2 separate regions of the Homo sapiens genome follow, and region 2 is linked to region 1. A link is an interaction called in ENCODE POLR2A ChIA-PET data of the cell type or tissue named here. Cell type or tissue: GM12878. All regions are shown on one strand.

Region 1 (5,000 bases):
CCCCCATTGATGGGATTTTTTTTACCTCCGTAGTCAAAACAGCCACCACCTCCAACAGCCCCTGCTGCCCCGCCTGCTCCAGCCCCTCTGGAGAAGCCCATCGTTCTCATGAAGCCACGGGAGGAGGGGAAGGGGCCTGTGGCCGTGACAGGTGCCTCTACCCCTGAGGGCACCGCCCCACCACCCCCTGCAGCCCCTGCGCCACCCAAGGGGGAGAAGGAGGGGCAGAGACCCACACAGCCTGTGTACCAGATCCAGAACCGGGGCATGGGCACTGCCGCACCAGCAGCCATGGACCGTGAGTTGGGGCTGGGCAGTACCAGGTTGGGAACTGGCGTCTCCTCACAGATCCTCACTGCATCCTCTGTCTCCTGCTTTCTCCAATCTCCAGCTGTCGTGGGTCAGGCCAAACTACTGCCCCCAGAGCGCATGAAGCACAGCATCAAGTTGGTGGATGACCAGATGAATTGGTGTGACAGTGCCATCGAGGTACCGAGGGGTCCTGCCCTGCCTGAGCTTCCGCACATCCTGCATCCTCTGATCTTCCACCTCTCTGTAGGCAACACCAGACTGGAGGGTTTTGAGGCAACTTACAGCAGTGAGAGGGGGTGGTATCAGAACATTCTCACCTAACCAGAGCGGAATTTCAACTAGCTCGGCTGTGCTTGCTAGTTGGTAAAATACAGAACTCCTTTGGTACCGATTGGTAAAGAAGTACTCTCACTACCACCCCAGGACCCCTGGGATCTCCCGTGCCATCCACAGCAGGGGAGTCTTTTGGACCCTGCTCCAGTACCCTTCTTATTTGGTTGAAACCCTTGCTGGTGGCTCATGCCTGTAATCCCAGCACTTTGGGAGGCCAAGGTAGGAGAATCACCTAAGCCCAGGAGTTCAAGACCAGCCTGGGCAACATAGGAATACTCCATTTCTACCAAAAATTTAAAAATTAGCCAGGCATGGTGGCAGGAGGCATCCAGGCCACTCAGGAGGCTGAGGTAAGAGGATCACTTGACTCCAGGAGGTCAAGGCTGCAGAGAGCTGTGATCATGACATTGCACTCCAACCTCAACAACAGAGTGAGACCCTGTCTCAGTAAAAAAAAAAAAAAAAAGAACAAGAAGCCCACGCTGTCTCAGTGTCAACTGTTTTGAATGTCACTCCCCCAAAGTGACCCCCATCCATCCCACCACCCCCTGCTCTAGTTCAGACCTCACATTCCTAGATCATCATACATAACACCAGTCTCCCAGATGTTGTGTCCCTTCTTCTGCTTTTTCTCCCCTAGACCTGTCACACCCCTGCTCAGATTGTCCCAGAGGTGTCACCTCTCCTACCCAGCAGCCTGGACTTATTAGCACAGCCTCAAGTCCATTTATTGCCTTGCCCCTGCCACTTCTGTGTCCACTCTCACATTGGAATTAACTGGGGAGCTTTAAAAAAACAAAAAACAGAACAACAACAAAAAACCAAACCCTACCCTTCAGCGCTATTAAGGAAAACTTTCTGCAGTGATGAAGATCATATATATTTGAACTATCCGTCCAGTATGGTAGCCGCTATCCCCAGATGTGGCTTTAGAGCACTTGAAATGTGGCTAGTACAACCAAACAGAATTTTTAATGTTGTTTAAGCTTACTAATTTAAATAGCCATGTATGATCAATGCCTACTGATTGAACAGGGCATCCATAGATATTCTGCTTTAATGTGTTAAAGCACGTTAAATCCTGATTGGGCCCAGGATTTGCTTTATTTATTTAGGAGACGGTCTCGCTCTGTTGCCTAGGCTGGAGTGCAGTGGCACCATCTCGGCTCACTGCAACCTCCACCTCCCGGGTTCAAGCAGTTCTCCAGCCTCAGCTTCCCAGGTAGCTGGGACCACAAGTGTGCGACATCACGCGCAGATAGTTGTTTTTTTTTTTGTTTTTTTGTGATGGAATTTCGCTCCTGTTGCCCAGGCTGGAGTGCAATGGCACGATCTCGGCTCACCGCAACCCCCGCCTCCCGGGTTCAAGCAATTCTCCTGCCTCAGCCTTCCGAGTAGCTGGGATTACAGGCATGTACCACCACACCCAACTAATTTTGTATTTTTAGTAGAGATGGGGTTTCTCCATGTTGGTCAGGCTGGTCTGTAACTCCCGACCTCAGGTGATCCGCCTGCCTCGGCCTCCCAAAGTGCTGGGATTAAAGGTGTGAGCCACTGCACCCAGCCGGGTTTTGTATTTTTGGTAGAGACGGAGTTTCACCATGTTGGCCAGGCTGGTCTTGAACTCCTGGCCTCAAGCGATCCTCCCACCTTGGCCTCCTAAAGTGCTGGGATTACAGGCGTGGGCCACAACACCTGGCCTATAGGATTCGCTTTTAAAAAACAAAACAAAACAAAATTTTAAGGTAATTCTAAGGAGCAGCAGCCACAGTTCAGAACGTAGCTGTTTTCCTTGAGGAGTGTCTCTTACACCCCCTGGTGGTGAAAGTCAGCAGAGCTGGTGGCCCAGAGTTGGTCTCAGTTAATTTCCAGAGGGGCTCTTAAATCCCACAGACAACAGCATATGAATGTAAAAAAAAACAAAAAAACACACACACAGACGAAAGCCTGGGTGGCTCCTGTTTGCACACCACTCCCTTTCATGTGCTTTCCCAGGTTTGCCAGGAATCTGTGCCAGTAGCCCTCAGTCGCCGAGTCCTATCTTCTCCAACCTGCCCTTCTGTTCCTGTGACTCTCACTTTCACTTCTCCAAGATCAGACTTCCCTTTTTCCCGCTGTGTTCAGCCACACTGACTTCCTTTTAGCTTCTTGACCATGCTAGGCTCTTTTCTACTTCAGAGTTCTCACAGACACTGTTGTTTGTGTCTAAAACATTTCACATAATCCTACCATGACACGGAACAGAGGCCCTATGCCTAGTTGAAGGGGTTGGGACTATAGGAGTTTCTCTTCATATATGATAAGGCAGGTGGGGGAGCCACAAGGGTCTCTGGAGTCCCCCCCTCATTCCAGCTCCAGCAGCTGACAGACTTGTCAGAGTCATTTATGTATTTTCCCACAGTACCTGTTGGATCAGACTGATGTGTTGGTGGTTGGTGTCCTGGGCCTCCAGGGGACAGGCAAGTCCATGGTCATGTCATTGTTGTCAGCCAACACTCCAGAGGAGGACCAGAGGTGAGGGGCTATCAGATAGGGTGCAGGAGGGAGGTGGGCACCCACTGGGAGCAGGGGCAAGGTGGGCTTGGGTGTTTCAAGTGGTGTTACCAAAGGACTTTGGAAAGTTGCTTTTCTTCTGTAGACCTCAGTGTCTTCATGAGATGAAGATGATAATGGGCTGGACTAAATCTGTGTAGCTCCAAGGCATCCAATCCTGTTCCTCCCTCCCTCCCTCCCTTCCTGCCTGGCCTCAGGAAATGGTACAGGTCCTAGACAAGAAGTGGGATGATGTAGTTGTTAAGGTTTTGGATTTGGGCCCACCTCAGGCTCAGCCCTGCAACATAACTGGTTGACCTTGGGCAGGTCACTTCATTTCCCGTATCCCCTGTCCAGGTAGATTTTTGGAGAATAAAATAAGATCAAGAAGGCAAAAGTTAATGAGCACCTGGCATAGAGCAAGTATCACAGAATGGTAGCTGATACGATCTGAGAAATAGAGTGGGGAAAGAGATCTGGAGACAGAGAGTGGTTTCTGTACCAGCCTCAGTCCTACTGTGTCACCTTGGGAAAATGGCTCTGCTTCTCCAGGCTGGGGAGGATCAGACATGAGGATTCTCTGGCCTGAACAACATTCTTGAGTAAGGATGGAATGTGATTATGAAGATAAAGCATAAGGGCACAGGAGCAGGTTTTGGGGAGGGGAGAACTTGAGAAACAGGTCCCGAAACTGGGGGCAGAGAAGGAAAGGGAAAAATGTAGGAATTTGGGAATGGGGGAGATACACATCTCATTAAGGGAGAATCAAAATGGGGAATGAGAATGGATAGTAGCCACTGGGGTGGTGAAGAACAGAGACATGTTGAAGTTACCTAAAAATACAGGGATCTGTTTTTTTGTAAAGCAGGTGATACTACCCTGGCCTCCATGGATGAGCGTCAGGAGTCCATTAATCCCTTAACAGTATATGCAGAATTTTATTTATTCATTTATTTTTGAGACAGTGTCCTGTTCTTTCACCCAGGCTCAAGTGCAATGGCACGATCATAGCCCACTGCATCCTCTACCTCCCAGGCTCAAGTGATCTTCCCACTTCAGCCTCCCAAGTAGCTGGGACTACAGGGGCATGCCACCACACCAGCTGGTTTTTAACTTTTTTGGTAGAGATGGCGTCTTCCTCTGTTGCCCAGGCTGGTCTCAAACTCTTGGGCTCAAGCAATCCTCCCGCTTTGGCCTCTCAAAGTGCTGGGATTACAGGTGTGAGCCACCACCGTTGGCCGTATGCAGAATTTTACACACATTTGCAGTCAGGCTTTTCTTCTAGGGAAAAGGTCCCTAGTTTGCACCAGATCTCAGAGTGGGCTGATGGAGATCTAGAAAAGGTGAAGACCACTGTTGGGCGAATACACATCCCATAAAGCTGGAGCTGTGAGGTTCCTCTGCCTCTCTCCCTCCTCTTCTCTGCTCACTCATGACTCAGTTTGGTTCCATTTTGGAATAGTTCCAGGTCTTAGATAACATTCTTTCCATTTCAGCTTTTCACCCCAACTAGCAAATTTTCCCCATGGGTCTCAGTTCAGATTCCTGAGGTAGGGAGAATCCTGTCACCCAGCTTGTCTTTTTGAGCCACGTCAGCCTGTGGTGTGGTAGACTTCAGTATCAACTCTTTTCATCAGGTCTAGGTTTTGCCTCCTAATTCTCTCTCTCTCTTTTTTTTTTTGAGACAGTCTCGCTCTGTCACCCAGGCTGGAGGGCGGTGGCACAATTTCAGCTTAACACAATCTCCATCTCCTGGGTTCAACCGATTCTTGTGCCTCAGCCTCCCGAGTAGCTGGGACTACCATGCCCAGCTTATTTTTATA
Region 2 (5,000 bases), 160 kb before region 1:
TTATCTACTGAACGATTCTGGAGAGCTTTCCTGTTTTTACTGACCTTCACACAGCCAGAGGTTCCCTTCAGAGGGCCACCTTGAGATGCCACTAGTTAGTCTAATGCAGTATTTTATCAACTACCATGACAGCTACAGAGCTTTATCTCATTAAGGGCTTCTAAATCTTGGGCTGTTTGGTACATATGGTCTGCCAGGAATTGTGACGTTGTTTGGCTGGCAGCTCTAAGAATGAAGTCTGCTACAGAACTGAAAAGATCTAGACTTATGCCTGTTATACCAAAGATTGTGATGAGGCCCAATTTATAATATACAAAAAGGTGGCCTGGTATCCCCTTTTATGGGAAGGGCATTCACCAGTGCATACGTGTGAGGCCCTTGTACTTTCAATGGCTTTATATAATATCAATCGTTGACAGAGGGCAGGAAAGGTGGGACTGTGAAGGAAAAATTCAGAGGAAGAACCTGATGAGGTTGAGGGTGCCTGGGGAAGTAAAGGAGCTGGAGGGTGACCAGAGAGGATGGCGACTGGTTAGTAGTATGGATATCACATACCTCCAAGAGTGTGGAAATCAGTTGTACGAGTGGTTACCCAGGTTGGGACGCCTGCTGGCAGGCCCAGCATTGTTGGAGTTTTATCTCTTGGATGACATGTTCTGTTACTGTTTCACATGTATTATCTGGCAAGTTGAAGAAAGTAGGATGTGGTGTCATGATGAAGGAATAGTGCAGAGTGAAGCATGGATTGTTGGACAATGGGACTGGCGCTGATGTGGTTGTGGAGGTCACTGTGGAGACCACAGAGGGGTAGTTATCATGTCCAGGTCCCAACTGTTAAGCATGAAGGGAAGTATAGTTTTAAAGGCTTTTGTGTAGGGGTCATTTCACCCAAAGGATGAAATTAAGTGGTGTGGCACCAATGGGTGTAAGTTGGCTAGTTTGTAGGGCATTGGCTTACACCAAAAGGGCATCACATGAGGAGCCAATAGAATGGGACAAGGACAAATCTAATCTGCAGTTCCTTGATGCAGAAGAGTAGGTCATTGGCAATGGTAGGTCCCTGTGTGCCGTCATTCATCAGAGTTTGGATATACCTAGATAAGTAAGGGCCTGCCAGTAAGCTTTAGCTTCTTGCAGAGTGTGATTACATTGTGCAGGACAGGAGAATACACAGCTGTAGACAGCTATATAGCAGGCAATGTGGGAGCTTCAGTTAAGTGTGAGGTTTTATGTTAATCTGGCTAGGTGTTGGGCTGTGTTTAATGTTTGATTTAGCTGAAGGTGTCAGAGGTTTCAGTTTTACCTTTCTGTAGTGTCCCTTCTTTTTCCTTCCCTGTTGTCTTTGAATTTCCCTAAGAACTTTAAAAATAGAATCTGTGTCTTGCAGCCTTCTCACTTTTATTATCCTGTTGTTATACAAGAATCCTATTGATATGGTGGTAAAGTGTGGGGAGAGGGGAAGTGTTCTACAATCATATGATTTAATCTGTCTTTTAGTGGGCCTGAGTCCCTGGCCTGTGATCTTCAGACGCAGTTCTTAGTCTTTCTGTTTTCCCCTTAGGTAAGACAGGAAGGCGAGTTGACATATTGCCTTTCTCCCCAGTTATATAAGTATCTGATAAAGTCATTTCCCTTGGATAGCAGTCCTTTGTTATGTGGAACACTCTCAGTGTATTTCAAAATAGTTACTTTTGTCCTCCTCCAAAACATGAGATTTTTCTTGTAAATTCACCATGAGAACCTAGTAGCATTACTGGACGTAAATTCCATGAAAGTGTGAGGCTCCCCCTAAGACTGCGTCCCTGGAAGATTTTTGAAGCTAGCCTCCAATGAATTCTCTAAATTACCAATTAAGCGCTCCTACCAATAGCATTGCTAATTACTTGTTATCAACTAATTGGTAACACTTAGTTACCAACACTTAGTTACCAATTAGCTGGTAATACTTAATTACACTGCTAGTAAATATTACCAATTAGCTGGTAATACTTAATTAGCAGTGTTATTGGTAACACTTAGTTACCAATATTCTTTCCCCGCCTAAATGGTCTTACCTTGGTCCTTCTGCTCCAAGTAAGCTGATCTCCGTTTGCTTGTCTCTCCAGATTTAAGGCTGGTGGTTTGCCTTGTGACCTCTATTATCTGACAGATCCAGAAAAAATTAATTTCTTTAGTTTTTTTTGTTGTTGTTGTTGTTGTGAGGATGGGAGTGATCATCCCAGAAATCTGACTGACTTCCAGAAATTGGATTATCCATTTTTTTTTTATTGTTGAGTTCTAAGAGTTTTTGTATTCTAGATACAAGTCCATTGTCATATGTATGATGGGCAAATATTGTCTCCCATTCAGTGGGTATCTTGTCACTTTCTTGATGGTATCATTTGCAGTAAAAAGTTTGAATTTTGATATACTCCTATTTATTGTTTTGCTTATGCTTTTGGTGTATCCAAAATATCATTGCCTATTCCAAGCTCATGAAGATTTGCCCCTGTGTTGTCTTTGAAGAGTTTTATAGTGTTAGCTCCTATAGGATTTAGGTCAGTGATGTGAGTTAATTTTTGTGTATGGTATAAAGTAGAATTCCAACTTCATTCTTTCTTTGCAGACAGATATCCAGTTGTCTTACCATAATTTGTTGAGAAGACTATTCTTTCCCCTACTAAATGGCCGTAGCACCCTTATTGAAAATGAATCGACAGTGTCAAGACTTACTTCTGGACTTTTAAATCTATTCCACTCATCTCTATGTCTACCCTTGTGCCAGTACCACACTGTAGTTTTCCAGTAACTTTTGAAATTGGGAAATGCGAGTCCTCCAACTTTGTTCTTCCTTTCTAAAGTTGTTTTGGTTATTTTGGGTCCCTTGTGTCTCCATATGAATTTAGGATCAGCTGGTCAATTTCTAGAGGCAGTGGGGTTGGGAGGGGGGAGCCAGCTAGGATATTGTTAAGGACTGCATTGAATCCATAGGTCAATTTGGGAGGTATTGGCATCTTAACAATATTAACTTTTCTTATCCATGAACCACAGATGTCTTTCCTTTTATTTAGGTCGTCTTTAATTTCTTTCAATGATGTTTTATAATTTTCAGTGTACAAACTTTCCTCTTCATTTGTTAACTTTATTCCTTAAGTATTTTCTTCAAATTCTGTTGTAAATGGAATTGTTTTCCTACTTTCATTTTTTGATTATTCATTGCTAGTGTGTAAGAACACAATTTTTTTGCATATTGATCTTCCTGTAACTTTGCTGAACTCATTTACTAGTCTTATTAGTTTTTTGTGATTTCCTTAGGACTTTATGTATATAAAATCATATCTGCAAATATAGCTTTACTTCTTCATTGTACTTCTTCATTTCCATATGGATGTCTCTTATTTCATTTATTTGCCTAGTTGCCCTGGCTAGAACCTCCAGCATGTATCAAATAGAAGTGGTGAGAGTTGGCTGGGCGTGGTGGCTCATGCCTGTAATTCCAGCACTTTGAGAGACTGAGGCAGGGAGATCACTTGAGGTCAGGAGTTCAAGACCAGCCTGGGCAACATGGTGAAACCCCATCTCTACTAAAAATACAAAAATTAGACGGGCGTGGTGGTAGGTGCCTTTAATTCCAGCTACTAGGAGGCTGAGGCAGGGGAATCCCTTGAACACGGAAGGCGGAGGTTGCCGTGAGCTGAGATCGCGCCACTGTACTCCAGCCTGGGCAACAGGGCAAGACTCCTGTCTCAAAAAAAAAAAAAAAAAAAAAAAGTGGTGAGAGTGCACATCTTTGTCTTGTCCCTGATCTTAGAAAGTACTCTGTCTTTCACCATTAAGTATGATATTGGCTGTGGGTGTTTTATAGGTGGTATGTTGAAGAAGTTCCCTTCCATTTCTAATTTGTTGAATGTGTTTTTTATCATGAACAGGTGTGCACATTTCATGGATTTCTCTCTTTTTTTTGTTTCCTTCTGCCTACTTTGGGTTTCAGATGTTCTTTTTTTCTTGTTTCTTAAGGTAAAAGCTTAGGTCACTATATTAGTCTGTTCTCACACTGCTATAAAGAAATCCCTAAGACTGAGTAATTTATAAAGAAAAGAGGTTTAGTTGCTCACAGTGCTGCAGGCTGTACAGGAAACACAGTGGCTTCTGCTTCTGGGGAGGTCTCAAGGAGCTTTTACTTATGGCACAAATCACATGGCTGGAGCAGGAGGAAGAGAGCAAGGGAGGAGGTGCCATGTACTTTCGAACAACCAGATCTCCTGAGAATTCACTCACTATACAGTACCAAAGGCGGATAGTGCTAAACCATTCATGAGAACTCCACACCCACGATCTATTCACCTCCCACCAGGCCCTACCGTCAACACTGGGGATTACAATTTGACATGAGATTTAGTGGGGACACAGATCCAAACCATATCAGTCACTGATGGACGAATACAGTGTTTATCTTAAGAAACAAGAGAAAAAGAAGAGCATCTGAAACCCAAACCATATCAGTCACTGAGACACTCTTCTCTTTTAATATAGGCATTTAATGCTATAAATTTTCCTTGAAGTCTTATTTTATCTACATCCTATATGTTTTGATATGTTGTTTTTATTTTTTATTTTATTTTATTTGACCTATAGACTCTGAAATGCTGGCCGGGTGTGGTGACTCACACCTGTAATCCCAGCACTCTGGGAGGCCCAGAAGGGCAGGTCACTAGGGAGTTGGAGACTAGCCTAGCTAACATGGCGAAACCCTGTCTCTACTAAAAATACAAAAATTAGCCTGGTGTACAGCTTACACCTGTAGTCCCAGCTACTTGGGAAGCTGAGGCAGGAAAATCGCTTGAACTCAGGAGGTGGAGGTTGCAGTGAGCTAAGACTGTGCCACTACACTCCAGCCTGGGTGACAGAGCAAGACTGTCTCAAAAAAAAAAAAAAAAAGTTATTTAGTTCCTGCTATCTTTTTGTTATTGATTCCTAATTTAATTCCATTGTGGAATAGAGAATGTATTTTATATAACTTG

Evidence for each region. Peaks named below come from ENCODE experiments on the same cell type or tissue, not always from the same donor. Only the 100,000 strongest peaks of a DNase experiment are listed, where the experiment ranks them.
Region 2: POLR2A ChIA-PET joins it to region 1 with 6 read pairs; 2 of 35 experiments call an interaction of 5 or more read pairs at or near these places.

Annotation. Positions count from the first base shown.
Region 1 is chr19:43,742,931-43,747,930 of GRCh38, reverse strand. SMG9 (SMG9 nonsense mediated mRNA decay factor) reads left to right here. Exons shown (of 14, transcript NM_019108.4): 4 at 34-298; 5 at 392-489; 6 at 3,047-3,159. Among named protein-coding and RNA genes, the nearest start is that of SMG9, 9.5 kb to the left of the region's middle. RefSeq lists a silencer at 18-147. In GM12878, a CTCF peak has its summit at 2,475 (motif pointing left); a DNase peak (open chromatin) is centred at 2,470; H3K4me3 peaks cover 403 bases; H3K27ac peaks cover 1,698 bases.
Region 2 is chr19:43,904,915-43,909,914 of GRCh38, reverse strand. All of the region lies in intron 1 of ZNF45-AS1 (ZNF45 antisense RNA 1), which reads right to left. Among named protein-coding and RNA genes, the nearest start is that of ZNF45-AS1, 5.5 kb to the right of the region's middle. In GM12878, no CTCF peak of the experiment used is centred here; no DNase peak of the experiment used is centred here.